2 separate regions of the Homo sapiens genome follow, and region 2 is linked to region 1. Evidence: read pairs that join two places in POLR2A ChIA-PET (ENCODE). Cell type or tissue: PC-3. All regions are shown on one strand. Each heading gives the region's core, and the rest is flanking DNA. Links, peaks and the distances in the headings are about the cores only. Region 1 overlaps LOC105378305 (a long non-coding RNA gene). Region 2 overlaps LOC105378305 (a long non-coding RNA gene).

Region 1 (16,054 bases), core at 5,415-10,414:
AAGATATTTTGAAAATTAGATTTCTTTATTTCGACTTATGGTTCCTGAAGACACGCAACTGCACTGGTTTTGGAGGGCAGAATCAGGGTTAATTTATGAAAACTGAAGGAAAGCCTAGCAAACAGAAAAGTTCAAATGAAAGTTGTGGCATTCAAAAAGAAAGCAAAGTACCTAAGAAAACATGATCTAGCTAATTTTAATGTAGTAGAGACCCTACGTATAGAAATACACATTAAAGGCTATCTATATATGCTTTCCTGATACTCCAATAGTATGTTTCTTTCATGTCTGAGGTACATAATAAATACTTTTGAATGAATGAACACAGCAGAATTATAGGCACTAAGTAAGATACCAAGTAACTAGGACACTGGTAATCAGGGTGAATTCTTAATAACTTGTGACAAAAATCCAAAAGCATGGTCCTCTACAACCCTGAATAATTTATCCCAAATTTCATCTACCTTAAAGTTCTTCTCAACATAATGACTTCCATAAAGTTCTGGGATTTGTGCTTTACAAATATCCCTTGTCCTACAGCATCTATCGATTTGTATATTCCTGAATAGCTATAGTGATCTCTTCTTTTGTCCCTGATATTTGATTATCAGGTTACCTCCATAAATAGAGCATGTCTACATAGTACCACAAACTCAATCATGTTGTAACTAAAGTGCTTGCTTAGCCATCAAACAGCTACGGAACTGACAATTACACGAGGAACAATCAGTTTAATTTGGTCCTTTCTAAAACCTGCAGATTCTTCAGTAATTTGTATATAACCATCTTATCTGATCAGTGTTATAAAATATATTGTACAATCATTCACAGTTTTTAAAACCCAGCACTTCATAAATTTCCTATACCTGTTATGTCAAATATAAAAATTATAAATTTGCACCAAAAGCTTCATGGCTTAAAGTGGTATAGAAAATTAATTTTTATTAGTGGAAAAATTGCTTTAAGTAGGTGAGAAGTATTTTCCTGTGAATTGAGGTAATAACCAATTGGAGAAGTTTTAATTTCATTTTACTTGAGCATACTTACCCTAACAAACCTGGTTAAATTGCCCAGGGAGTTATAAAGAAATAATAGGATTAAAAAAAAATTAAAACCCGTAAGAATGAAACATTCTGTTTCCTAAAGTGGGTGTTATCTAATCTCATTCAGTAAAAGAAAAAAGAAAGTTTGACTCTTTCTCAGTAAGGAATCACATAAAACTTAGAAAATATCATTTGAAGCTACGTTCTAACTCTCTACAAGAACACTTGAGAAAGCTTAATGAAAGCTTTAGATTTCAAGGCATAAATATAGACTGAAATGGTTACCAAGGTATATTTATTAGATTTATTATTTCCTTTAAAGAACTCATGTAGCTGTCTAAGATTTATCAAACTGATGGATACCAAGAAAATAATCTATGGTCTTAATTGCCAAGTTCCCAAACCATAAAGAATGATACTGGGATCAGAGGGTAAAAGCCACTCCTTTGATCACAGAGTACAAACATTATAGAATCTTTGCTACCACACAAATACATCTATATGAGGACATTTATTCACATAATGCACAATTGCATTGTTTTGAGTTTCTTCAGAAAATTAAAAGCCCATGTTAATATGTAACTATAGTAATATTGATAAGTACTCTCTGCTTTAAAAAAAATCAGCAGGACGAAACAGATGATCTCTCAGCTATCTCCTTCAGGAAGTTCCACAATTCTATGAAAATTTTAAACCTGGGGAAGAAATTATGTTTTTGTTTTAGCTTAGAAAAATCTTGTATTTTTTGAAATTGATAGCCATAGCTTCACCTGTGAACCATGACTCTGAAATCCATATCTAAAGCCCAAGTTTCTGTCTTTGGAGAAACAGATACATGGATCAGACGAGCCACTGAACATCTCTACTTGGGAGTCCCAAAAAAACCTCAAACTAAAGATCTCTAAAACAGAAGGTATTGCCATCTGTAACCCTACTCAGATTTTGTTTTATTTATTCTTATAGATGATGCTGCTCCTTAGTAACCCAGGGCAAGGACTTTTGGAGCTGTCCTAAATGGCTCTTTACCATCCACTTTCAATGTCTGCAAAAGTTATATAACAAAACAATAATGATTGTTTTAGTGATTGGATGTTCTTCTCATAGTGATTGAAGTTCTTCTTTTGTGCCTTGAAGCTATCAATAAAGCAAGGCATTACAGCAAATCCATCCATTTTTTTCAGGTAAGACCCTCAGTTTTCCCCCAGATTCAAGACAGATTATGTTGATGCTCTTTATCAGCCAGAGGTACAAGATGGAACTGGGAGAAGAAGGGGTGGGTGTCATTTTTGGAGACATGCAGAATGTCTTAGTTTGGGCTACTATAACAAAATGCTATAGACTAGGTGGCTCATAAACAACAGAACTTTCTTTCTCACAGCTCTGAAGGCTGGAAGTCAGACTGAAGGTGCCAGAATAGTATGGTTCTGATGAAGGCTTTCTTTCTGGATTGTAGACAGCAACTTCTCAATGTGTTCTCAGTTTTAAAGGTTCTGATGTTTTGTTACAGCAACACTGTCCAATACAGTTGCTACTGTATTTAGCATATGGAATGTGGCTAGCCCAAATTTAGCATATGGAATGTGGCTAGCTCAAATTGATGGTAAGTATAAAATGCACACCAAGTTTCAAAGATTTATTATGGAAAAAGAAATATAAAACATATTTTTAAAATATTGATTACATATTGAAATGATAATATTTCAGACATATAGGGCTAGATAAGATAAATTACATCTTTTTTTTAATGTGGCTACTGGAAAATTAAAAATTACATTTATGGTTCACATTTTATTTATGTTGGCTTGCCCTCTTTTAGAGTATTCATTTTTTTGGCACACAAAAGTCTGAGTTAATTTAAGACACTTTATTGTCAAAAATGATTGGAGGGAACTAATGTATACCAAATTATAAGACATGGGAAGATGGTCTTCTGGTGGAATTATGAATAACTACATGTCAGTGTTTTTATAAATGTAGCGGATAACATATTCATATGTAAAACAAACAGTTTAGTATTCCTATATTCTTACCTTGTTTCTCTTCATGTAATTTAAACAGCAGCTGAGACATACACTTAACCTCAGAGAAGTGATTACCCAGAGAATCAACAGAACAAAGACTAAATATTTATTTCTTGGGACATGACAAAAGATTTGGGAGGATACCCTATGCATTAAGAGTGAATATGTTTTACCTTTAAAACTAGATAGATAAAGCTAAATAAAGCTTTATCAACCGAGGGATAGTTGAAAAGAAGAGAGAAGAAGAGTAAGAGAGTTTAGATAGCAGCCTGTCACTGAAAGAAAGGGATCTATGTGCTGCATTTCACATAGATCAGCAACCTGGAAGTGGGAAGGGAGAAATAAACAAATTCATACATTGAGGATCTGAGTCTTATGCAAGCAAGGTAGCAACATCTCAGAGTTCTGACTTCAACCCAAATTGTGCTCATGCTGTAGGTTACACATTAAGAGGTGATTTCTGTGGGAACATGGCTTTATTTAGCCCCAGTGTATTTCCAGAGGCCCTAGAACATGGCGTAGAGCATCTGCATGTTTTCCATGCCCTGAAGAAGAACAAAGAAATAATTGAAAGAGATCTGACCAAGGGAAGGCCTAGGAACAAGGGTGAGTGATGTCAAAATAGCAACTAGTGTGAACAGGGAGCCAAGAACAAGTTGGGGTTATGTACATTTCAGTGGAGCATGGAGTAAAAAAGGCCAGATCCTACCCTTCTGACTGCTATGATCTGAATGCTTGTGTTAAAATTCACATGTTGAATCTTAATCCCCAATGCAACAATATTAAGAGGTGGGGCCTTAAAGAAGTGATGAGGTCATGAAGGTGGAGCCCTCATGAATGGGATGAGTGCCCTTATAAAAGAAGCTCACAAGAGATAGCCCCTTTCATCATGTGAGGACCCAGCAAAAAGGTCCCAACTATGAGAAAGTGGCCCTCATCAGACACTAAATCTGTTGACGCCTTGATCTGGGACGTCACAGCCTCCAGAACTATGAGAAATAAACTTCTGTTGCTTATGAGCTACCCAGTTTATGGTATTTTGTTATAACTGCCTGAAACTAACTAGCACAGACTCTAAGAGCTGATTGTTATTTCAAGAGCTCCTGAAATATACATGCAACTAGGGGAGAAAATGAAGGAAGGGAAACTCTGAAACACAAATTAGGTTGTTTGAGAAATATAAAAAAAGGTTATAGTTTAATTTAATTTCATAAGCTCATATCTTCTACCTTATCAAAGAAGTAGAGAGGAACATGAGGCAGTTTAAAATTCTGAAAGATTTGGGGAAGCTTTTATTTAGTTTATTTTGTGAACATTTATAAGTAAGAAAAAGAGATTTCAAAATCAGTTCAGTTAGTCTCTAATTTAATAAGGGCCAATCCTAGCAAGATATTTAGCAGCCTCTCTTTGTCTATCTCTTTGAATCACCATTTCATCCTTTGTACCAGTGTCTACTTTCTTTGAGCACATTCGATGTACAATGTTGTTTTTTCCTTTCGTAATCTCAAGTTTTTACTATTAAAATTTCCAAATAAACAGAAAAATTCAAACACAAGTACAAAGAACATGGTATACATGTCATGTAGATTGAAAAATTAACATACTGCTATATTTATTTTATATATTTCTCTGTATAAGTACACATATTTTTTCTGAAATATTTGAGAATTAATTGCAGTCATGATGCTTTCACACTTAAATTCTTGAAAATAAGGACATTCTGTTATATAACTATAATACTATTAACAAGATAACAAATTAAAAATCCCTTGCTATTATCTAATATTGAATCCATATTCAAATTTTGCCACTTATGCCAAGGATGTGTTTTCTAGATCCTTTTTATCCCCAAATAATTCAATTTAGGTTCATACATTGTGTGAGATGTTGCATCTCTTTGGGATCTTTTAGAGAATAGTTTTCTCTACACACACATCTCTATCATGATACTCACTTTTTGAAAAGTCCAGACCAATTTTCTCATAAAATGTTTCATATTCTGAATTTGTTTTATTGCTTCCTCATTGCATAGTTTAACATGTTGCCCAATCTCTTGTATTTCCCATAAATGAAGCTGTAGATATAAAGGCTTGCTTAGATTCGGAATTAACATTTGTGACAAGAACACATCATAGGTGGTATTTTATTCCTTGTATTTTAAGTGTTTCATATTGCATTGCATCAGGACTGACACAACTTCAGGTTTTACCACCATTTTATCCTTTGGTTAAGGTAGTTACCAAGTGGGGATCTCTCCACTTTACAGACACATTTTCAGCTTTACAATGAGTAAGTCATCTATGAGATTATTTTAGACACCATCTAACTCCATTCCTTCTTCTTCTACTGCTTTGGTTTCTAACCAGTTACTTATCTTGAGGAAGATATTTCTTCTTCCTAAAGCTTCCTTTTTGTTCTATTCATTCACTAAGAAAAAATACAATGTTGTTGTAATGATTCAGTGAAGTAATGCATGTAAAATAGTTTTATAAATCGCAAATGTTGTAAATGTTAAGAATATTTATGTTTATAGTGGGAAGAATAGGAAGCAAAAGCACTTTTATCATCATTGTTGTAGTTTGAGTGTGTTCATTCCCCATAAGAAGGAAACATGCATTTGACTACATGGTTTACTGAGGCATACGTAATAGTTTGCTAGGACTGATATAACCAAATATCGCAGACTGGGTGACTTAAACAATATAAATTTATTTGCTCAGAGTACTGGAGGCAAGTCCAAGATCAAGGTGTTGGGCAAGGTTGGTTTCTTCTTCTGATGCCTCTCTCCTTGGCTTGCAACCAGCCGCCTTCCCACTGTGCCCTCACATGATCTTTCCTCTGTGTGTGCAATCCTGGTGTCTCTTTGAATTTTCTAATCTTTTCTTATAAAGACACCAGTCAGATTGGATTACGGCCCACCCTAAGGGCCCCATTTTAATTCAAAAACCTCATTAAGGACCTTAATTTCAAATAGTCACATTCTGAGGTTCTGGGGCTTAGTACTTCAACATATGAATCTAGGGAGACACAATTCAGGCCATAACAGCACACATTATGTACATTATGTATCACATTATGTACATTAAGTGGACTTAAGTTGTAATATATATTTATAATTCTGTTTCATCAAAGAAATAGTCAACATTTTCATAATGCTAGTCAATACGCAGTACCAAATCATGCCCTCCTTTGTCAAAGCCTTCCAATTCTTTCCGATCTTGCTCAAAAAATACAAGCAAAGTCCTTTTTATGCCCCACAGGGTTCTCAGTCTGGTCTCTTAGCCCGTCTTGTCTCTAGATTTATTTCCTGTTATTCTATCTATCACTTGATCTCTCCACTTCAGTACCCTGAGACACTGTGCCAGATTTCCCTCCTAAGTGTTTATGCACTTGTTCTCCCTCTGCCTGCAATACTTTTCTCCCAATTTCTTTCCTTCCCTCAAGTCTTGTCCACTCAAATATGACCTTTTCATGAGAACTTCCCTGCCCACTAATTCATAGTCTGCCACCCTGACTTTCCTTACTTTTTTTTTTCTCTGTAGCATAGACAAAGACTAATATACCTTAAATTGCATTTACTGATCTTGTTTGTTATTTGTGTTCCCATAAGTATACATACTAGATTTTGTTCTGCTTTATTGACTGATATATCACCTACATTGAGAACAGTGCCTGGCAAATTGCAGAAGCACAATAAACATTTGGAATGAAATGAATGAAATAACATTGAGGCTCAATTTGAATTCATCTTTCAAATCCTCTTATTCTTACTATGAGGAAAGGCAATACAGTGCAGTCTTCAAGAGCACAGGCCTTGGAGGTGGAAAGAATTAGGCAAGAATGCTGGCTACACTGCCTGCCAGTGGTTGTTGTTGGCCAAAAGTTTTTCCCATCTGAGCCTCAGGCTACTCAATGAAATTGAATGTAATTATCTTAAAGGATAATGAGGTTAAATGGGTTAAATAGTTAGCATAGTGATCAATATGTTTTAATGCTAAACCCAAGTCTGGACTGAGAGTGTTAAAATTGGTTAACCAGGTCTGCTTTGGGAAGGATGGAAGTGGTGGCTGTCTTAAATGCCATATGATGACCAGATTCAAATACTCTGTTTTTATTATCCTCAGGTCAAATTATGTCCTGCCCATCCGCCCCCACTCCCACCCCCAGACTTTCATTGCATGGAGATCTTTGAAATCAGTAAAAGAAAATTGTGACAACTTAGGTAGCTTATTTGGTTTCAAAGCTGAAATATGAGTAAAAAAAATCAAGTAAGATTCTTTTCATTATCTTTAATATCTTACCTATTTTTGGTCGTATATTAATTTCACCATCCATTTTTGCCATGCACTTTCACAAGTTTCCTAGAGAATTGTGACTTGGAAGGTATCCTTAAATTATTTAATCTATATTCTCAATTTTTACAAATGACAGAGGTGAAGCCCAGACTGAGGCTTTCTCAAAGACCCACATAGGTTTTGGAAGACCAGGGACAGATCTGAGATATAGAAGAAAGCAAACACATTATGATACAGAAGTTCTGGAAGGTAGGTGTTTTTCAGTGAGAAAACTGCAGGTTGGATGAGATGATATAACACGGCCACAAGGTCACATAACAGAAGGCTCTCTGCCAGAAAGCTCAGTTTTTTCCATTATACTACTTCGTGTCTTCTTTTTACTAATGAAGAATTCCAATCCCAGTAATGCTGATCTGTGGGATCCTGCTGAGAAGGTGCCTTGTGGCTTAATGGTCTCCTGGTAACAGCCAGTATGGACTAAATGGTGCTCTGTGAAGATTCCTCATGATTTAAATTGACTTGCGTTTGTGAGGCCACATTTGAATTTATAACCTAACAAACTGCCACAGTCTGTTTTGAAAGAACACAATTCACACATGATTCACCCTCTCCTCACAATGCCTACAAAATAATCATTCTTTTAAGGCTTTTATATTTCCTGAGACGAGTTTTCTTCCTCTTGCTTTTTCCTGAACAAGGAAGTACTTATAATCTCACCTCTTAAATTACATTTTAAGGCCTCACAAACCATAGCAAAGGAAGGGACAGAGTCAGCACTAATTTCATAAACTATCTGTAAGGGAATTAATTACAACCTGACTTATTTTTCTTTTAGAAAGAAGTTATAAAGGAATCCCATAAATTTTGAAGGAGGAATAAATTCTTTCTCAGGAGGGGTGAGAGCTGTAGTAAAATGTTAAAATAGCACAAATTAAAGTTGACTGGAATCTCCTGTAAAATGAAGCCAAGCCAAAGGGTAGTAAATATCACTGAAGTTAAAATCAGTATCTTTCCATCAATAAAATTGATTAAAGTATTACATCTAAATATATACTCTATGAGGCATACTGATTCAAGATACACAAAAATTATATATGTCAAGCAGCAGTATTTTGCATTGAATTGAATATGTTTTCTCAAACTTTTAAAAAGAGGAAGTATTTTTTCTGAATAAGCTAATACAGCTTGGAAAAAACATAAATTAAGCTGTTATCTCAAAAGTCGGATCACCTTACTTGCGACAATATGAAATAGAAAATATAAGTATTTCTTAATATTTGTCCTATCAGTATATAAATAAATACAGTGTCATCTCTATGTTTGTCATTTTTTTCTCTCAACTTCTCAATGTTATCTCTTCCTTCCACATGATCACTAGATAGGAATTCAAACTGACTTTGACTTTGAGAAAAATTATCATCTTTGTATCTCCATTGCCAAGAATTGTACCACGCTTACAGCATATTTACTCAAATATATTTCTTAATTGAAAATCTTTAGAAAACTGAATCTGCAAAAGTGATATTTACAATGCCTTCTTAAATAAAATTATTGATTTAAGGTCAGTTGTTTGTCATTATTTAGGGCACTCTCCCCTCTGTGTTATGTAAGTAACTCAGATTCAATTAAATCTTCATGAATGTAATGAACTAATCTTCAATATAATATAAATATCAGAAGTGTTCTTTTGAATCATTGACCTAAAAATGAACCTTATCTTTGCCACTAATTAGCATATTACTTGACTTCTCTGCATTTCAGTTTTCCCATCTATAAAACAGGACAGGTTGGGCATGGTGTTGCATGCCTGTAATCCCAGCACTTTGGGAGGCCGAGGTGGAAGCAGGTGGATCACTTGAGATCAGGAGTTTGAGACCAGCCTGGGGAACATGGTGAAACCCCATCTCTACAAAAAAATGCAAAAATTAGCCATGCGTGGTGGCACACACCTGTAGTCCCAGCTACTTGGGAGGCTCAAGTGGGAGAATCACTTGAGCCTGGGAGGTTGAGGCTACAATGAGCCACAATCATGCCACTGCACTCTAGTCTGGTGACAGAGTGAGGCCCTGTCTCAAAAAAAAAAGTGGGGACAATATTTGTACTCATCCTTATAAAAATGTTGAAAAGATTATATAAGTTAATTCATTGGACACATTTGGAGCAATAATAGACTTTTTTAAAGCAATTAAAGGTTTATTGCAATAATGGTTATGAATATTATTTTTATTTAATAATATTTTGATTTTGGATAAGTTCATCATATCTTTGGACTTCAGCTATATCATGTATTAAAATATAGTGATTGGGTTAAGTTATCATTAATATCCTTTCTAACTCTAAAAGTTAATAGTTATATGACTCTAAAGAAAGTTACTCATGACCTGAAGGATTTATTACATAAATTCTATTCAGATATCTGTACAGTATTCCCCCTCCCCCCACTATTAAAAATAAACCTTTATAGGAATGTTCTACAATAGTTGAAAGTGCACCAGAGAATTTGGGGAGGGATGCACTCAGCTTTTAGTTTTGATCCCTACAATAGCTATTTTGTCATTTTGTCAAGTTACATATATATGACCTATAATTCTCTATTACAAGTGCATTATAAGAAGTAAAGGCCAATCTATCACTTAATATCTATTTTTTTATACTTTAAGTTCTAGAGTACATGTGCACAACGTGCAGGTTTGTTATATAGGTATACATGTGCCATGTTGGTTTGCTGCACCCATCAACTCGTCATTTACATTAGGTATTTCTCCTAATGCTCTCCCTCCCCCAACCACCACTCCCCAACAGGCCCTGGTGTGTGATGTTGCCCTCCCTCTGTCCATGTGTTCTCATTGTTCAACTCCCACTTATGAGTGAGAACGTGCAGTGTTTGGTTTTCTGTCCTTGTAACTGTTTGCTGAGAATGATGGTTTCCAGCTTCATCCATGTCTCTGCAAAGGACATGTTACAAGAGGATTTAATATCTATTAAAAAGTGAGCAATATAATTTAATAGATTTCACAGACTACCCACGAGATTCCAAGAATACTTGTTTTCTACAAACTTCCACAGTATATACTCTAGCAATTGGGTGCCACGGCCAGTACTTCGAATGTTACCAATCAGTCTTAAAATACAAGATGTAATGCTGATTATAAACTATACCATGTTCCCCCAGAAAAACTTCTTTTAAAGTTACCATAAAGAGAAAAAAAGAGGTGTTCCAGAGCGTTTTTCAGCACTTGGTAGACAAAAACACAAGACACAAATTATGTAACCTACAGCAAGTTTTTGGCTAAGTTTGTAACATTGGGTAACCTCTAATTTGCATGTGCTTTCTTTGGATTTTTTAAAAGTATATCCAACTTGGTCTGGTTTTGGAACATCAGCTTTGGAAATCAAACAGTTCTTTTGAAATTCTGACAAGTTCCACCAATGGATTCTGAAGGGTTGGAGCTACACTTTCACACCTCCCTTTGTTTTTCAAACAAATGTCCTTCTGAAAACTAGGGATTTATGATGAGTGATCTCAATGTCTTCTTCCTCTGCCTCATTTGATCCAACATCTAAAAGTACTAAGTGATGTGGTTAGCCATGAGGGTGGATTGGCATCCATAAAAATATTTCATACCCTGAAGTAGGCAAAGTCAATGACTGTGGTTTAGAACTCTCAGTGAAATATGATTTGGCAACATTGTTATTCTGAAATGTTTAATGTTGTTTAACTTGCTTTTTGGTTAATTTTTTATATTCACGTTATGTCTTTCTGTCCTGCAATGGCTTAAATAAACATAAATCTTTTTATTTTATTTGAGACTGCCAAGGTTTGAACACTAAATAGTTTGTTGGTAAACTTTTAAAACTTATAAAATTCTTTTGTATATTCTCTTTTGGAGAAATCCATCAAAAAAAGTGTTTTCTTCTGAATATAAAGTAAAACTACACTCATTTATGTTTAGATAGACACAAAGAAAAACTGGATATTTCATGTTGAGATGGATTTTTTCCTTTCTAAATAATTTCTAAATTTATATTAAAGATTTTATAACTACATTGGCAAATACACAAAATTCAATATCCTCCTGTTTCCTATACTACCCATTTTTTAGAACAATAATTAAATATTTAAAGAAATGAAGAAAACCTGTATTTGTTATTGATGAAATAGTCTATTATAACTTTTTGTAGAATCATATAATGACCTCAATCATGTTACCTTATCCAGCTAAACACATATCTTTTTCTAAAGGCTAAAAGTATTTCTGAGGATAGGCATTATCAGACTAATTTTCCCAGATCTGTGCGTTGTTATTTTAAAACCTAAAAATACTTTGGATATATTGCCAATAGTCTTCATAGCATTTTATTCAAGTATATTCTTGACTAAAATTTTATAAAATTTGGTGTTTATCCATCTTAATAGAGCAGTACAAAATTAGTTTAATTTATACAAAAGTACTAGCTTGGAAATGGACAAAATATTTTATAAATATATTCTACACACAACTCTCCTTTTTTAACTTTTATTTTAGGTTTGGAGGTGCACGTGAAGGTTTGTTACATAGGTAAACTCATGTCACAGGGGTTTGTTGATAACTATTAGGTACTGGGCTTAATACCTGGGTGATGTAATAACCTCTACAACACCCTCCACCTTCAACTAGACCTCAGTGTCTCTTGTTTCCTTCTTTGTGTTCATAAGTTCTCATCATTTAGCTCCCACTTAGGAGTGAGAACATGTGGTATTTAGTTTTCTGTTCATGTATTAGTCTGCTGAGGATAACATCCTCTATTCCTGCAAAAGACATGATCTTGTTCTTTTTCATGGCTGTATAGTATTCCATGGTGTATGTGTACCACATTTTCTTTATTCAATTTGTCATTAATGGGCATTTAGGTTGAATCCATGTCTTAATTATTGTGAATACTGCTACAATGAACATTGTTTTCCCATCCAAATGGTTTCATAGGACTTCTTCTTTCTGAGAGATTGTAGTGCACTGTGATTCCATCCCAGAGTCCCTGAATAGTTCATCACACCCTAGACATCCCCTGCTTCAATCTCTCTGAACAAAACTAACCTGTCCGAGATCCCATTATTTTAGGGTTTCATCCTGCCAAAGTACTTATGGGTGATTGTGTTACACTCATAAATAACACATGCATCTTTTCAGATTTCTAAAGTCAATGCCTTCATTTAGAAGTGGACATAAGTTTCAGATCCTTTTCATGTCAGTTGGTAAGAGAGTTTTGAGCAGGTAAGCTGTTTATTATTTTTAGAATTGCATTCTGTTATTAAACCACTTGCCATTTGTTGTGCATTGATCTACTCTGGAAAGAACAGACATAAATACAGTACTGAGGGTAGGATGGTTTTCCAGAACTACTTGGCTACACTATCCAGGTAATGGATGTCTGAATAACAGGAGACACCCCTCACATGGACTTTGGACTTGGCCCATGTTTACACAAGAGTTTCTCTGTTTCAGGAAGGAAAAGAATGATGTATACATAGCTGGTACTTCAATGAAAAACCAGCCTGTCTAGCCAGTCATTTAGTGAAGTATGCTGTTGAAGCAGTGGGGAGACTTCCAGGCAGCTACTGGTCTAACCTTCTGTAAGCAGTGAATCAACTTTTGGCCAGGCAGTGCCAAAACGGCCAGAAGGTACTGGGTGCTATCTCTTTCACAGACTCTGATTTGTACACAAAATTAAAAGATATATGCAGAGGTTATTTCAATCTTTTTAAGATTTTGAGAGAATAAGGGTATGTATATATTTTTAAGAAAAATTGAACTTGAAAAGAGAGTGAGACATTAGGAACAAAGAAAGCCCTGCAAAGATAGCACAAACAGACTTCGTTATTTTAGATCTCACATTCTGTTTTAGGTTCCACCGCCATGACGATCCATATGTCCCTATAAATACTCAGCATCAGCCGGGCACTATGGGCTCATGCCTGTAATCCCAACACTTTGGGATGCTGAGGTGGGTGGATCACCTGAGGTCAGGAGTTCGAGACTAGCCTGACCAACATGGTGAAACCCCATCTGTACTAAAAATATAAATATTAGCTGAGCATGGTGGCAGATGCCTGTAATCCCAGCCACTCAGTAGGCTGAGGCAGGAGAATCACTTGAACCTGGGAGGTGGAGGTTGCAGTGAGCTGAGATTGCACCATTGCACTCCAGCCTGGACGACAAGAGCGAGACTCCATTTCAAAAGAAAAAAAAAAAGAAAAACAAACAAAAAAAAAACCCTCAGCATCCCATTTTTTCTATATCTCTCTTCCTTACACCTCAGAACATCTTTTCCTTTTATTTTTAAGGCCAGTGTTCTAAAATAGCTAAATATTATTCTCTTGAAATATTCTTCATCTTAGCAAGCTGATTGTTAAGGTAACCTCACAGTTATCCAGATATAAACAAGCAAAATCATTAGGAATGATTTTAGATCAATGATCTTGAGTCTCTAGTTCAAATACATTGGGACTGCCTTAGGAAGGAAAGGGACAGATTTCCCCTTTCTAAAGAGTCCCTAAATTTATATTTTATAACTACATTGGCAAATACACAAAATTTAACTCCCTCCATTTTCCATCTTCATTTTTTGCCATCCCATATCCCATTACTCACCGCACTAACCATCCTTCCTTATCAAATAAGTTTCTTTAGTTTCTCTAGATAAATTACCTTCTAGATTTGTTCTCATTCCCCTTCGTACCAGTTTCTACTTTCTTCAGTTAAAGTCTATCCCAAAGGCCATAAAAGCTTTCTTGATGATCACGGCTCTCAAAAGCCTTTCTATTTCCAAATATCTATGCTTTTATAATCCAGCCCACGCAGGTCAGCCTTTGCCAATGGATTGCTTTGTAATAAGATAACAGCTACCTAGTTGTGAGCTTTCTTTGTTGAAGGTGCTGTCTATGTGCTACACAAAACTATTTCATCCTCCCTGCAATCATACGAAGCAGACATTTTTGAGAAAATAAGGGGCAGAAACTGGAATCCTCCAGAGCAGTTAGGGACAGACTCACGTGCTTGGCCCTCATACTCTCTTGTCACAATCCTCATCCTCTGTTGATATTATATCATCCATAGCACCCAGCAGAAAATTGAAAACTGTGTGTGTGTATTAATAAAAAATAGTGGCTGACTTGATATCAACATTGCATTTGGATATGCAGATTTTTATGTTCTTTCACAATGACCCTGACATCTGAAAAGAAATTTTTTTAAAAAGTAACCATCAAAATTATACTGCAATTCTCCACATCATCACATTTACATGATATCTTAGAGTTCCCAGAATAGCCAAAATGGTTGATATTTGAATTTCCAGGCATTTCTACTTTTAGCCTATATTGCAGATACCATTTTTACATTAATTTTGAACTCCTTCTTTTATCTTTAGCAAGAATTCAAAAGGGTGAGGATGAGGGACAAAAACAGAAATGATGAGAAGATAATTGCATGCTCAACCACACTAGAACAATTGCTCCAAAACCTGATATAGTGAAAAGGATGTCATGAATCATGAGGTAAAAAACAGCTTCAGAGTTAAGTGGCTAACCACAAAAACTGCATGTAAACCAATTAGCCCATGAGAGAGACACAGAGTCCACAAATGCACAGCATGCATTTTTTTTAAACCACTTACCTAGGAAGGAGAGATAGTAATTGCAAAAATGAGATTATGAAAGTGCTTACTCTGTGACTGTATCAAGAGATGCTGGCAAGGTGCTAACTGTGCCAAGAATAAAATATAAAAATAAAAATATGGGCGATTACATACTCCAGATAAATATTCGACTTACCGACTAGCCCCAAAATAATTTCCTTGCCCAAATTAAGTCCAGAGGTATTTTCAGTATTATGATAGTATAAAAAACAAAGCAAAACAAAACAATATTTCTTCCTTTCATTCATCCTTTTTCTTTCCTCCTCCTGACTTGTGCAAGCCTCACCAATGAATTCTAGGGGAGAATGGGTATGTAACATGGATGTGGGCTGTTTGTATAAGAAGGAATTCTGTGAATCTGTTCTATATAAACATTTTTCAGGTAGATGTTCAAAGACTTTATATGATGCCAGGGATCCAAATCTTTGACTTTTTAAATATTTCATATGCAGTATTGAGTTTATTAGAAAACTAATGAAGTGAAGTACTGATACCTTAATGAGAAAATGAACACAACTTACTATTATTATCAACATAGCAACCGCTGACATAAAATCTACCCCCCCCCGACCCTATTTTTACAAATCCAATACCATTTAAGGAATGATTGGATTAATATTTCCCTTTTCTTTGAAAATATTTTAAAACACAGTTGGATCTCATTTTTTATAGCATTTTATTTTTTGGCTTGGCAAAAGTTCACACTTGCAATAGGAGATTATATGACATTTGCAAATATTGTTCCAAAAGGAAACTCCAAAGTGTTGGAAAGCATTCATTCTAGTTATTTAGCTACACAATGTGAATTTTTTTTAATGATGGAATTATAATTGTATGCAAATGGAATATAGGTTTATGGATTACCCCAAATACATACAATACTATAGTAGGTTTTATATGTTGATTAGTACTCAAGAAAATTTGCCTTTTAGTATTCATCTGTGATAATGATTTTCTTCAGTTACTGGCTGTATATATAACAAGGATTACAAGAAGTAGAAATTAAATATATATTCCATCT
Region 2 (16,054 bases), core at 4,768-9,767, 69 kb after region 1:
ACAGTCCTGGAGGCTACAAGTTGACTTATGCCTCACTGTGTTAACATCAAGGTGTTGGCAGGACTGCTCTCCTCCTGGAGGCCCAACAGGATAATCTGAATCCAGCTTCCAGAGCCTGCCTGCATTTTTAAGCTCGTGGCCCCTTCTAGCTTCAAATCCAGAAATGGCTGATTGAGTCTTCCTCACGTTGCAGCACTCTGACTATTCTGCCTCACCCTTCCACATTCAAGGACCTTTTGATTACACTGGGTTCACACAGACTATCCAAAATAATCTCTCTATTTTCACATTAGCTATTTAGCATCAATTTATTCCATCTGCTCCCTAATTTACCTTTGCCTTGAAAGGTAACATATTCACAGATTCTGAAGGTTAAGGCATGATCACTGGGAGGTGGAGTGGGGAATTATTCTGCCTAGCACAGATAATATGACCATTTTCTCTTCCTTTATAAACTATAATTTTTTGGTTATTTTTCAATGCCCAGTTCACCTCTTCTATGAAGCTTTCTCAGATAGCAGTTAACCACAGTGGTTTCTCTTTCCTCTGAAGTTTTATAAACAGTACCATGCTTATACACTGACAAGAGTGGCTCCTGTTTTGGTCTTGTTCATTAAAAAGCCCCACTTTGGCCCGGCCCGGTGACTCACGCCTGTAATCCCAGCACTTTGGGATGCCAAGGAAGGTGGATCATGTGGTCAGGAGATCAAGACCATCCTGGCCAACATGGTGAAACCCTGTCTCTACTAAAAATACAAAAATTAGCTAGGTGTGGTGGCGGGCACCTGTAGTCCCAGCTACTCAGAAGGCTGAGGCAGGAGAATCGCTTGAACCAGGGAGTCGGAGGTTGCAGTGCGCCGAGATCGCACCACTACACTCCAGCCTGGGTGACAGAGAGAGACTCTGTCTCAAAAAAAAAGAAAGCCATGCTTTGGCACTGAGATGATCTTGGGCCTCCTCAAAAGCAGAGTTGACTTGGTAGAGGGACCTCCATTTTCCTCTTACCCAGGACCATCATAAATGGTAAACTTACCCATAACATTCTTTATTGTGAAATAACTAATTCTAATATAGATTTTGTGTGGACATAATGAGAGTATTTTTTTGTTTTTATTTTTTAATATTATGGGATGTTTTTCTCATCTCTACTGGGAAGTAGTTAGACATAGTTCTCCAAGGATCGACATATGGGTTTTGTTTTTTTTTTTTTTTTTGAGATGGCGTCTCACTCGGTTACCTAGGCTGGAGTGCGATGGTGACATCTTGGCTCACTGCAACCTCCACCTCCTGGGTTCAATTGATTCTCCTGCTTCAGCCTCCCGAGTAGCTGGGATTATAGGTACACGCCACCACGCCTGGCTAATTTTTGTATTTTTAGTTGAGACGGAGTTCCACCATGTTGGCCGGGATGGTCTTGAACTCCTGACCTCAAGTGATCTGCCTACCTCGGCCTCCCAAAGTGCTGGGATTACAGTTGTGAGCCACCATACCCAGCCCAGATTCAGTATGTTCTGTGGACAAAAAATTTTAGAAACTTTGGGTAACATTCTATGACTCTGACCCTCCTAGAATAAGCCTTGAATATTTGAGTCACTGGTTATGAATGTGTCAAATCCTAAGTGCATTTATCCTGTTGAAATAATAGGGATAAGAGTAAATATTTTTATACAAAGGTGTTCATTGTTACATTATCTCCCAAGTCAGAATAATATAAATGTATAAATAAGGGATAGTTAAATTCCAAAAGAGGAATAACAATATTATGCAGCCATTAGAAAGTATATTCTTGGCCGAGCGCAGTGGTTCACACCTGTAATCCCAGCACTTTGGGAAGCCGAGGCGGGCGGATCACTTGAGGTCAGCAGTTCAAGACCAGCCTGGACAACAATGGTGAAACCCCGTCTGTACTAAACATAAAAAAATTAGCCGGGCGTGGTGGTGCACACTTATAGTCCCAACTACTTGGAAGGCAGAGGCACCGGAATCGCTTGAACCCAGGAGGTGGAGGTTACAGTGAGCCCAGATCGTAGCACTGCATTCCAGCCTGGGTGACAGAGTGAGACTAGATCTCTAAATAAATAAATAAATAAATAAATAAATAAATAGTATATTCTTAAAGATTATGTAACAATGCAGGAAATAGTTATTTATAAATATATTTATATTCTTTAAAGAAAAAGCATGACATAAAGCTATATAAAATAATTTCAAATCAAAAAAGAAAGTTTATATTTAAAAATAGAACTGGAAAGAAGTAAATTAAAGTAGTGAAAGGGGTTATACCAAGGGTGGGATTGTAAGAGATTTTAAAATATTTTTATACCTTTTCTTATTTTTCATATCAGTTCTAAATTAAACATATTTTTAGCTTTTGATAAATTATCTTAATTTATAACATATATGATCAAAATACACAATATGATTTTAAATTTGTAACAAAATTTGTTGCCTCCAGAAAACATTAAGTTCAAGAAATATTTACTAGACATTTCCTAAGCACAGCATGCCGCACTACACGATAATATATAAGACACTGTCCCTGTCCTTAAGGAGCTCATCCTTAATAAGAAATTATACAAATAAATAACTAATCACAATATTGAGTAATGATGGTAATATAGGTGGTATGTACATATACAGTACTCTCTCAGAGGGGGAAACAGTAATTCTTTTTAGGCTGTGGCCAGGGAAGGCTTCATAGGGGAGGTGACATTTGAGAAGAATTTTTTTAAATAAATGAGATTTTGCTAGTTTCTAATGAATAGAAATGTATTCTATAACTGTAATTGATTTATATAACACAACATTGAATGTGAAATATAGAATTCTTCCATGAGATAGAAGAGCATAATTCTATTTTATGTCCTGGAACTTCTGGATTTCTTGTTGTGGTCATTGTCTCTCTGTCAGCTGGAACACTGTAATAATAGTATATTTAGCACTTCATTATGTTACATTTCAAAAGGCAAGAATGCACTAGCATATTTTAGCCCAAATTATCCTGAAATCCAGCTTAGTACATTTATGTTTGAGTAGATTCATTGACAGGTCCAACAAATGAATTTAATTTTTTGTGCAAATTTTGAATAAGGGAGACCTTAGGATCTTCATATTGCTCTGGTTAGTAGCTCTACAAATACTTGGAAAAAACCCCAGAGGATTTTAAGTAAAATAATGATTTTAAAATATCAGATTGATTGCATTAGTACTACTAGCAATCCTACTACATTTCTCAGGTCACCCACTCTCTCTTTCCCTTTCTCTTTCTTAATTGGGAAATATTTAAACATCCCCATCTCCCCTTAGATCTCAGACACCTCTTTGTTATTCTCTTTCTAGGTTGATGACCTTACACTCACCACCTCATTTACACATTCGTCTGAATCTGTACCCATATACTCTGCCATCCTTCATAGTACCATGGATGAACAGTCCATTTTTCAATATAACCTCAAGCCTGCCTGGGCAGGTCACAGCCCTTCCCTCTTCCTGAAGTATATTACTCTAGTATTATCCATTGTTTCTCTGCATCTTCAATTTTTCTACGTTAATATTAACCATCAGTCTCAACAGTTTCAATACTTTCTCTCATCTTAGAAAAGCAAAAACCCTCTTCTGGTCTCACATTCTACTCCAGCTGTCACCCACATGTTTTCTTTCTTCAAAAGTAAAACCCCTCAAATGAGTTGCGTGTGCTCACTCTCTCTCTAACAGCTCTTCTCCCATCCTCACATGGAAGCACCCCAGCTGAGCTTTTCATCTCCACTACTTCGCTGAAACAGCTCTTGTCAACACCACCATTGTCATCCATGTTGTTTATGTGAAAACTTAATTTTCATTACTCATCATACTCCATCTATCAGCAGCTGATGAACACCTTCCCAGTGACCCACTTTCTTCATTTGGCTTCCAGATTGCCACTCTCTGCTGATTTTCATCTTACTTTATGGCTGCTCCTTCACAGCTTTTTGCTGATATCTTATTTTATCATGACCTTTAAAGTTCAGTTTCCCCAGGGCCAGTTCTTGGACAATTTCTCTTCTCAAGTCACACTCATTCCTCTGGGGAGCTCGTAAATTTCACAGCTTTACATAACATCAATATGTTGATGGTACACAAATTTATATATTCAGTCTACACGTATTTCTTGAACTCAAGTCTCTTACTATCAGCCTAGTAACCCTGAAGTTTCTTTAAAAATGCAGATCAGCTAATGCCCTTTCTCTGCTAAAAATTCACCCATGGATTCCCCGTCTCTCACAATAAAAGCCAAACACCTCTCAATGGCCTCTAAAGCCTCATCTAAGCTGGTTCTCCCATTGCCTCTGTCTTGTTTTCTTCCACTCTTCCTATCCATTCAGCCATCCTGATCTTCCTTATGTTCTTTAAACTTGGCAGGTGTTCTCCAGGCTTAGGGCATTTGAACTTACTGTTCCTCCAGATATCTTTGACTCAAACTCCAGCTATTTAAGGTCTTTAAATTTTCTCTTCTGAGTAAGGCTTCATCTTCTTCATCATATAACTCTCACTGCTTCATCATATGTCCCTTTTCCTGTTTTGCTTTTCTTCACAGTACTTATCATTGTCTTACATGGTGTATATTTTAACTATATATTTATTATCTATCTCCCTTCACTACATAAAGTCCATGAGAGGAGGAATTTGTGTCTGTTTTGCTGTTTGCTGCTGTACTTCCAGCATATAGCACTTGGCAAATAATGCATGTTCGATATATTGCTGGTTCACAAAGTGTGGTACCCAGAAACTTCAGAATAACCTGGAAGCTTTTAAGAAATGTGTTAGAAATGTCAATTCTTGGGCTCTGCCACAGTCCTACTAAATTTGAAACTCTGGGGATGGGCACCCACAGTCTGTTTTGACAAGCTCTCCAGGTGATTCTTATTTCTGCTGTCTGAGAATCACTGTGATGAATATTTGTTAAATGAGAGAAGAAGTGAGAAAATTTTTATTCTTGTTACCCTTTTGACAAATATAGTAATCATGACAATGTTGGGGTTAAGGTGTCATATAAATAATAAGTAAAATTACTTTGTAGAATTTTTCTGATAAGATTCATAATCTAATAAAAAAGTTCCAGTTTGTCATTTAGAAAATGAAAAATATACATTATGCTAAGACATGAATCCAAATCTATTGAAAAGTAGTAGATTTAGATAACCATAATTGATTCTATAGAATTAATTTATGGTTTTAATTCTATTTTAGTGGAAACTTCTGTTAAAAATTGTTCCAAGAACTCTGTCCTATGATTTAAAAATTTAACAAAGCTGTTATGAATCAGTTTACTTCTCTTGGTCTTTCCCTATTCTTAGACTCTCAACTTTAATTTCATTAACTCAAATTGCTCTATGTCCTCTAAATCCAATCACATCACATGTATACATCTACCTCACATTTGATGCCTGGGATACACTCTGTCCTGTTAATGAGATAAGGCTGATAGTGTATAGTCTTCCCTTTGAATCCACAGGGGATCAATTTCAGAACCCCTTGCAAATACCAAAATCGTGAAATGCTCAAGTCTCATAAAATAAGGCATAATATTTGCATATAACTTACTCATATTCTACTGTACACTTTAAATAATCTTTAGGTTACTTAAAATACATAATACCATATAAATATTATGTAAATAGTTGTTGTACTGTATTGCTTTTTTATTTGTATTATTTTATTGTTGTATTATTTCAAAAAATTGGTTGAGTCTGCAGATGCAGAACCCATGCAGATACAGAACACTGATTCTATTTTAGGTTGTGAAATATGACGTATTTTGTGATTATGAAGCAAGCTAATAACTCCCTCCCTTAGTGTCTATGAATGAAGTTACTATGATTGTTTCTAAGATAAACAAGTATCTGTTAGCTCAAGACAAACCCAGTTTATGCTTGATGTTGCAATGTAAAATAGCATCCATCATCATTGAAAGGGTCCTGGTTTTATGATAAATTGTATGACCATCCTATGTATATGTAATACACAATATAGTTACATATACACATATATATAATAATAATATTATGTATTAATATATATACTACCCTTAGTCTACATTTTTAAATAATGTATAAAGAATATTAAATAATATTGTATATTAAAAATTTGCTAAAAGAATAGATTTTAGGTGCTATTAACACATGCTCACACATATAAACCATAATACGTGACTGTGTTAGGTAATGGATATGTTAATATGCTTAACTATAGTAATCATTTCACTAGCTATATGTATATCAAAACATATTGTATGCCTTAAGTATATACAATAAAAATCATTCCTATAAAATTTACAATAATGATAAAGGGTGAAAAAAGAATATGAAAAACCAAGGTTCTAATTATCTCTAATATTCACTAGAAATATTAACTTTGAAAAAAGTTATTCAAAAAATCCAGATATACATCCTTTTAATACTATAGTGAGAAAGAAAAAATTTTAAGATTATGTTAATAAAGATGAATACTATATGACCTTATGTATTTTCCTAAGAATTTTCACTTACTAATTTTATATTTTGTTTATATTAGATTTCATTAAAGTATCTTCCAGTTTGAATAATGTATGTCAGTATAAATTTTCATAGTTCCCATATATCTCAATCAGGATTTTATGATATTACTACAACAGAAAAATGAAATTACAAATAAATTATTTTGACTGAATTATTTTCCTTCATTGAGCCAGGTAATCCTACCAATCCTACTATTTATTTGACATTATGAAGATTTAATCTCAGACCTCAGGACTTTAAAAAGGGTCAATAGCTGTGTGCAGTAATTATCATTAGGTGTGATTAAAATTTCTGGATTTAATAAACTGGTTTTCCACAGGAATTTTTGACTTGCATCATGTTTTTGGGCCAAACTAAAATGTATTGAAATATAGGATGAAACAAAGTAAATAAGATAAATTAATTTATCATCCTAAGTAAATACATGAATAAGTTTGTATACTTTTCCTTTAAAAATTCAGATCTTACATGAAAATTATACATTACTACAAACCAGATTTTGCCAACACATGGCTATTTCTTTACAATAATTTTTAAGGTCTTCTGGCTTTTTAAAATTTCATTTCCTTTTGAATATGAATTTGTTGAAAACTTGAAGTTTATTAATGGAGTCCTGTGTTCTAGACTTTGCTATCATGTATTGTTTTAATTTTAAAAATACGTGTTAGTTGCCAGGAATGTCGTATATGTAAGATAATCTATATTGAGATTTTTAACAATTACTTTGATTATCTGATCAATAGTATAGTTCATTCAGACTACACAATCTTTGTACAAAGATGTTGGTTTACTTGATTCATTCTCTTAATTGTTTTGACTCTGCATTTAGTCTATATAATCAGCCTGTTTCTGGCAGTCTATTCATTACAGTTGTGCTGGCATCCACTCTGACTGCCATACCCAGAACAACTGTGTGGCATTCCGCATGTATAACAAAAACAGCTGGAGTAAACACACTGACCTTCTCTTGACACCCCATGTAGGCGGTTTGTATACATAATCATGGCCACAGCCTGCTTGGCTTGTTCAAGGTCATATAACAAGTGTGGGTTTAGTTACAACTTGGAGCCCTTCAGTTTCTAGCCTGGGGTTGATCTTAAAAAAGCCAGTCCAAACTACTATTTTTTCCTTCATAAATGCTGTAAAAATAGTCTTAGTTTAATAAAGTACATACTTTTTATGAAAAAAAAGTTATACTAGTCTAAGGGTACTCCCTTTAATGAGTTGCTTTACAATTGGGATGTACATACTTTTAAGAGCTATTTTATTTTATTCTAGGCCAGAAGGCCCATCATGTTGGTGCATCTTCATTGACTATCAATTTTACTCCATTAGTTGGTGGAAAATAAGAAAAAACAAAAATAATATTTGAATAGTATGTAAAATCCATACACAGTTTTAAAAATATGAGCCTTCAAAAACATTAAATTTTGAGTGTCTGGTTTTAGGCTAAACAATCAGACACTTCAGGAGCAGAAGCTTCTTCTATTCTAGGTACCAATTATGGGTATTTTGGTGGAAAAGTTTGAGACTAGAAAATCTCAATGTCAGAGATTTTTTCCATCTTATTTAGCAAGTTATATACTTCTGCATGTTACATGTATTCTCTCAGAGAAAAGGTAGCCCTAAATAAAAATTGTTTTCTGTCTGTATTGAAACAAATCTCAACTGTCTTCTAATCTATTAAAAATAGCCTCTTTCAGTAATTAAAAAAGACGTATTTTATAATAAAATAGTTTTTAGTAAATAAAATATATGTATTTTATATTAAAATAGGCTTTTTCAGTAAATAAAAAAATATATATATAATTATATATGTGTATATAGCTTAATGACTAGCTATACTGTGTGGCTGTTTAGTTCAGTATTTTTAAAGCAGGAAACCAAAACAAGCAAACAAAGCTTATAGTCACATAGTTTTTTTTTTTTTTTTTAACTTCCAGAGGCTATGTCATATACTTATATAAAAGGATTCTGAACAAAGTAAATGCTCAGTAGCCTTTTGCAAATGGATACATTGTGGAATACAGGCTTGAGACCTGACTATTAAATCTTACAGACTGAATTAATTAAAGGCCCCTGAGTGGTATACTCTGGAATAGATTCAGTTTTTAAAAAGTAAAGCAGAATTTTGAGGGCTTCAGGTACAATTTTCATAATTGCCCTGGGTCTCAAGGCTGGTCTATTAGTTGGACCAGTCCAAGTTCACTTTATTTACTGGGGAATTTATTGATGTGTTTGTGAGAAATATACATTTCACTGTCATTTCTCAAAATACACAGGGGATTTTTTCCTTGAGCCTATAATACCAATAGATACAGATTTTTGAAACACTACTGCACCATTCCTCTAATGTATATTAGAGTGAGCTTCAGACATACTTGCATTTGTTTTCTGAGTAAAACTATTGGAATATAATATCCTCTCCCCAAACTACCCCCTGGCCCCCAAATAAACCAAATCTTCAGATAAAATTGGTAGCACTGAAATTGAGGATATCTAAAAACAGCAACCTGTAACCTTGGGAATTTTGAGTGATATAAATACAATGACTGAAAGCATTTTTTAACCACAGAATTTTTGCCTTTTATACTTAGACAGTTGCAAGGTTGTTGAGTTGCTCTCTTTGTGGTCCATACCAAAATGCTTATGTTTGGGAACTACACAATTCACATTTTATGACTTTTTTTTTTCCTTTTTCTCAAATGAATCACTATTTGTAACTAACTTGTAATTTCTGATTCAATTCCCAGCCAAACAGGCAAACACACTTTCTGAATAGTGATAGAAATTCTATACCTGTTTATTTACTATCTGTTTGTCAATGAGTCAGAAACCGACAATTTTTTATACATACCTTCTGGATTGATTTAGCATTCTGAAAAAATTTCCTGTCTGTCTTTCAAATGTAAGAAAACTGACTTCAGTATTTTCAGTCTTTCCCGTCTGATACAGAAACGATATTGTGTATTTCACAGAGAAAATAATGCCTTTTCTATCACATTAAATCTTTCTGACTTATCACAAAAACCTGGTTTTGGTTACATCATCCCTCAAACTTGCCTGTTTCTGGGGAAACATGCCTATTCTAATTAGCAGTAAATCAAAAGTTCTTTCTTTCTGATAGAACAAGACTGTGAAATAAATTGTGATTTGGTGCGCTGTATCAGCAAGCATCAGTGATTAGGAAGACGGGCTGACAAGGCCATTAAGACTGCCCCAAGGAAACTCCACCCATTTAAAGAGAGACTGGGGGTGGGGGACTCCATTTTCTGTGGTTTTACGGCTGATCACTGTTTCCTCATATGAAATTCACCATAATTGACAACCAGACTGGTAATACACAGGATGCGTTAGTCTAAATATTTGAAGGTGCTTTTTTTTTTTTTTTTGTAATCTAATGAAGCAGGACTTTTGGAATTGAATCAACAGGAACATGAGGTCATAGTTACAAGCAACAACTGAAAACATAAAAATAAATGGGAAAAGGCTATGCTCCTCTGGAGAAAAGAGGAATTTGATGTGGATTATTCTGTTAAATGCACACTTAGATTTAGCAAAAAGCTGTACAAATAATTAGCCTGAGTTACCTGGCTTGTCTGGCTATAGTTGCCAAAGTCATAAGTTGAACAATTCTCCAATTTACTTTATTTGTGTGGATAGCCCCCACATTATAATAGATCTTGAAAATAATTTTTTTGTGTGTGCAGCTCATCTAGGTAAACTCTGGTTAGTTATAAATCTAAATTAATTTTAAAATTATGAACAATAGTGATAATACATCAAGGACATAGAGGACAATATTGATAAATATAGAAACCACTAGTCTTTAGTAATTAAGAAGTGATTTGCAAGAAATCAGAGAACACATATTGTGTGTCTCATTGGACTCAGTGAACATATTAAGAATAAATGAGTGGACATCTGAGAAATATTTGGTAGACTAGTTGAAGTCTTTGCTCTCCTTCTTTCTCTTTCATCTCTTTATCAAACTCTAAGTACTTTCTGCTATGGACTATATGCACTCTCCTCTATAGTTTTCAGCACTGGTACATGTAAATTTAAACTGAAGTCATTAAAAATACTTTAGTCCAGGGCCTTAAAACAGCTAATACAAAGGCAGGGTGTGGTGGCTCACGCCTGTAATCCCAGAACTTTGGGAGGCCGAGGCGGGCAGATCACGAGGTCAGGAGATCAAGACCATCCTGGCTAACACGGTGAAACCCCGTCTCTACTAAAAAAATACAAAAAAATTAGCCGGGCGTGGTGGTGGGCACCTGTAGTCCCAGCTACTCAGGAGGCTGAGGCAGGAGAATGGCATGAACCCGGGAGGTGGAGCTTGCAGTGAGCTGAGATCACGCCACTGCACTCCAGCCTGGGTGACAGAGCGAGACTCCATCTCAAAGAAAAAAGAAAAAAAAAAATGGTTAATATTGCAAGAACCTTGTATTTCTTCACCATTGCCCTAGCCCCTGGAGCAGTGTGTAGCAGGACGTTGCAGAAACATCATAAACTCATTCATTTTAACAAAAATTTAGTAAAGACCTGCTATGTTCCAGGTACTGTTCTAGGCAATAGAGATAAAGCAATAAACAAAACAGATAAAATGTATGAATGAATCAATAGGTATATTACTAGAGTATTCAGTGGACAGGTTTGAGATAAACTCAATTCTTTCAGGGAATTTTCTTTTTTAATGTCTGAATTTTCACAACTACAAGCAAATGAATGCACATAAATGTATTCAGAACTTGTAGGTCTGCGGCATCACCTGCTAAAAGGAATACAAGGCCTGATAAAATAGAATCTAGATCCTATTATTGTTTCTAACGATATTGGTAGTGATGAGATATTAGACAAGGCATGGAATATGTCGTTATAAGGAAAACAGCACCTGGAGGCAAATGGTTTCAAACACGGCACTTCAAATTTACTCATCCCCTCTGTTACTTAGTTTTCTTGGGAATACAATGTTAAGTAATAATCACTGTTTCATTAGATTGGACTGAAGATTAAATAAGGCCAAAAATGAAAATTGAGTGAAGTTTTAAAAAGCACGTAATGCTTTTTTTTTTTTTTTTTTTTTGATACAGGGTCTCACTCTATTGCCCAGGCTGGAGTGCAGTGGCATGATCTTGGCTCACTGCAACCTCCTCCTCCCAAGTTCAAACGATTCTCCCACCTCAGCCTCCTGAGTAGCCGAGAGTACAGGTGCAGGCCACCACTCCTGGCTAATTTTTGTATTTTTAGTAGAGATAGGGTTTCACCACGTTGGCCAGGCTGGTCACGAACTCCTGGCCTCAAGTGATCCACCTGCATCAGCCTCCCAAAGAGTAGGGATTACAGGCGTCAGCCACCACGCAATGCATTTTAATTAATAGATATGGTTACATTAATTTTCCTTCTATTTCTCCTCAGCTTTGATTCCCTCATCTGTGAAACAATGAAGGTAGACTAGCATTTCTGCCACCTTTCTCACAGCCCACATTTTCAAAATATTCTAGGCCTATAAGCCTTGCTGATTATACTGGGATCCCTGACAAGGAACACTTACTGCATTTTAAATAAATATATATTCCAGAGAAACGTAATGACTTGTTGCAGTTTTCTTGGCTTTTATTTTCAGACCATAGAAATGATTCAGAACAATGATGTGATAATAGTCTGTGGTTTGCTACTCATAGTTCTGAGGTACATTTTTCTCAATCTGCTGCTTTAGTGGATACCATGCTTTTGTTTTTGCTTTTGTTTTTCTCTAAGCATATGAAATGCTCAAGCCTATTTTTCAGAAACCTTATTTATTTTTTTGAATGGATAGTTTCAGCTCATGGAATTTGTTAGTCCACCCCTCATTACATTGCTTCTGACTTTGAATGATGGAGGAAATAGCTTTGGGTGGGTAGCCAGCCAGTCTGACTAGGCCATTGGGCACAGGCTCCCTGGTCACTGGGATCACTAACGCCTAATGCTTCTCTAATTATAGACATGTCTCATTCCTGGCTATTTAACGGCCTCACCGCAGGGAGTGACTCCACATCCTGACTGGAAGCCTACCTTCATTAGCTTAAACTGTACATCATAACCCTCTAGTTTTGCAATAACCCAAGGGACCCTCCCTCCCAGGATGGTGGCACTGTGACAATGCTGGTATTTTAACATGGAGGCAGATGATAAGATTTATGACTTCCAGCTTTAAAATGAAAAAGGTAAAACTCTATATGATATTTTCAAAAGAAGTCGTCTATGCCGATAATGGAGAAGATGCAGGGAGTTTGTTCTGCCCATTTTCTTCTTAAAAGTGTCCTTTCCTTCCTAAGTTAAGCAAGGCCTATAGTAAGACTCTCAGTGCTACTGAAGTTGAATAAGAATGGAGACTTTAAAAACAAACGAGCCTGTAAAGAGACTTAATAACTGATTCAAGGTGTAATACCTACAAGTGAAAGAATTATCACTTAAATTAGAACGTTGATGTCCTTATTCATGCTTTGCTTTTCATAATACAATCATGGGTTGCCGCTTAAGGATGAGGATACATTCTGAGAAATGTGTTGTTAGGTGATGTTGTGCAAATGACATAGAGTATACTTACACAAACCTAGATGGTATAGCCTACTACACAGGTAGGCGATATGGTATAGCCTATTGCTTCTAGGCTAAAAACTGTATAGCATGTTACTATACTGAATGCTGCAGGCAATTGTAATACAATGCCTTGTATTTGTGTATTTAAATATAAATCAGAAAAGGTACAGTAAAATATGGTATTACGATCTTCTGGGACCACTGCTGTATGTGTAGTCTGTCACTGATTAAAATGCATTATGCAACTCATGACTATACTAATAATAATCCTTTACACCACCTTTTATGGAAAACCCTTCATATACTAAGCCCTGTGCTAAGCACTGTAGATATTTGTTATCTTCCTAGATATTCTCCCAAGCACTGCAAGGTAGGTTGTCTCCATTTGTACAGAAAAAAACTAAGGTTCAGACAACTTTAGTAAGTGGCCAAAGTCACACAACCTATGACAAGTCTGAGATTTGAACTCTGCTTTACTTCATTCTCAACCCTATGCTCTTACTCCCATTCCACGCTGCTTCCTTGAGGCTTTGTTGCTGATGATAACATAATGTCTAAGACATTTAAGAGGGCAGAGTTCTTGCCTCTGTGCTTTTGGTAATTTTGAGTCTTAAACTTCTATTACACTAATAATATAATTTTCATAACAATAATAACAGTAAGTGGTGCCTATTGAACATTTATTATGGGTCATGTACATAATACTCTTAATCTTTAAAATAATTCCTATATTTTTATCTTCAGGTGAAGATCTTGGGGCTTAGAAAGGTTACATAGATGGCATGCTGTTACACCTAGGTAATGGAGCTCACTTTCATTAATTACATTGTCTCTCATAGTAGCTCTTAATCGAATGCATTATGTTGATATGTATTTTGTGTTGTCTTCCTGGTCACACAGTGAGATTCTTAAGAGCAGGGACCACAAACCTGTATAGTTTCCTTATTGCTTAAAACTGTGTCTGGTCCATAATAAGCATTCAATAGATAGCTGTGGAATGATGACCAGTTTTACTTATGTTTGAGTCAGTCATTAACTTTTTCAATTGAACAGATCTCACATAATGGAGAAAACTGTCAGAACGTTTAGAAGCTGACGCATGAGAAATGAGTGCATGACTAAGTCATATATTATAAAATTATTGCTTTATACATTCTTCTAGTTACCATAAAACCTTTTTATTTAGCAGCTAAATCTTTCATTACTGGTTCACACTGACCACAGTGTTTTGAGAAATATTTAATACTGTAAATGGAAGTAGCAAACCAGAAAGAAATGATAATTTTATGACATATCAACAAAAAAGAAGAAAGACAATTCTCTATTCAAAACAGGGCACCTTTAAAGACTAATAGTTCTGTGAAAAGAAGGAAGATATTTTCTGTGTATTTTCCTCACCTTACTTCTAAATAATTCATACATTGTTATTTAACATGCTATAAGTGAATATTGAAGGAATAAATGAAAGAATAAAAAATTAGAGTTGCCTAATGGCATTTAATCTGACTAAAGTTAATTTTGGCTCACTCAGAATAATAACCTGTTCTGCAACTCTCAAAGCTAAAAAGGAAATTTAGGGACCCCCTAAAAGAAAAAAATATCCTCATTTAACTGGTATTTAAATGAAATGTAGAGACTTTAATTTTGCACAGCTAATTAGACCTAGAATTAGAAATCAGTTTTGGAGGCTCATTGCTAGGCATCTTGTCCACAGCAAAATAAAACTATTTATTTTTTCATAGAATTCGTAATTTTATTATATTTTCATACGTATATGTTTTAGTATTTCTTCAAAAATCTACAAAGCAATTGTATACTACCTCCAAGTCCTCATGCTGGTCCAGGCCACCATTGTCTCTAGCTAGGATTACTGCAGGAGATCCTGACAGATCTCCCTGCTTCTGGTCTTGCCAGAGTGAGTCTTTTAAACTGTAATTGCGATTATGTTGGTTCTCTGCCTCTGAACCCTGTAATGATTCTCTTTTGTCTCAGAGTAGGAGCCAATGTCCTTTCAATGGTCTGTGGGGCCCTACATGTCCCAGTGCCCATTCCTCCCTGGTTTCTTCTTCTTCTTCTTCTCCTTCTCCTTCTCCTTCTCCTTCTTCTTCTTCCTTCTATTTTTTTAGATAAAGTTTTGCTCTTGTTGCCCAGGCTGGAGTGAAATGGTGCGATCTTGGCTCACTGCAGTCTCCACCTCCCAGATTGAAGCAATTCTCCTGCCTCAGCCTCCCCAGTAACTGGGATTACAGGTGCCTGCTGCCACACCCAGCTAATTTTTACATTTTTAGTAGAGATGGAGTTTCACCACATTGGCCAGGCTGGTCTTGAACTCCTGGCCTCAGGTGACCCACCTGCCTTGGCTTCCCAAAGTGTAGGGATTACAGACCACCATGCTGGCCTCTGGTCTCATCTTCTTCTCTTCCTCTAGCCCGTTTCAGATAATCTATGCTGCCCGTTTCCTGTGACGCCTATGTGTCTGGATGTTCTTGTCTGGTATAAAGACTCGGCTGTTGCTGTGCCCTCTAATTGAAACACTGAACTCCCATAAACTGCTTGCTAACTTATATATCATTCAAGTTTTTGCTCAGATTTTTACCACTTCAGTGAAGTCTACCATAAACACTTTTATTTAATATTGTAATCTGTCTCTCAACTTCTGTCCCCTACTGCCCTGCACTCTCAAATCCTCTTACACTTCTCTTTTAATTTTTTTCATATCACTGTCACCTTCTATTCTATCATTATTTTGTTTGTTTATTTATTTATTTATTTAGTAGTCATGTTGTCTCCACTGGAATGGAAGCCTCTCAACAGCAGAGATACCCCTTTTCTATATTTCCCACTGATGTATGCCAAACATCTAAAGTAGTACTTGACACATAGAAGGTACCTTGTATATTACTTAGATGACTAAGATAAAATATAGAATTATATATATT

What was found. Peaks named below come from ENCODE experiments on the same cell type or tissue, not always from the same donor. Only the 100,000 strongest peaks of a DNase experiment are listed, where the experiment ranks them.
Region 2: POLR2A ChIA-PET joins it to region 1 with 9 read pairs; 2 of 35 experiments call an interaction of 5 or more read pairs at or near these places.

Annotation. Positions count from the first base shown.
Region 1 is chr10:52,624,906-52,640,959 of GRCh38, forward strand. All of the region lies in intron 1 of LOC105378305 (a long non-coding RNA gene), which reads right to left. Among named protein-coding and RNA genes, the nearest start is that of MBL2, 140 kb to the right of the region's middle. In PC-3, for the core only: no CTCF peak of the experiment used is centred there; a DNase peak (open chromatin) is centred at 7,956; H3K27ac peaks cover 1,438 bases.
Region 2 is chr10:52,694,342-52,710,395 of GRCh38, forward strand. All of the region lies in intron 1 of LOC105378305 (a long non-coding RNA gene), which reads right to left. Among named protein-coding and RNA genes, the nearest start is that of MBL2, 70 kb to the right of the region's middle. In PC-3, for the core only: no CTCF peak of the experiment used is centred there; a DNase peak (open chromatin) is centred at 9,300; H3K4me3 peaks cover 1,032 bases; H3K27ac peaks cover 1,331 bases.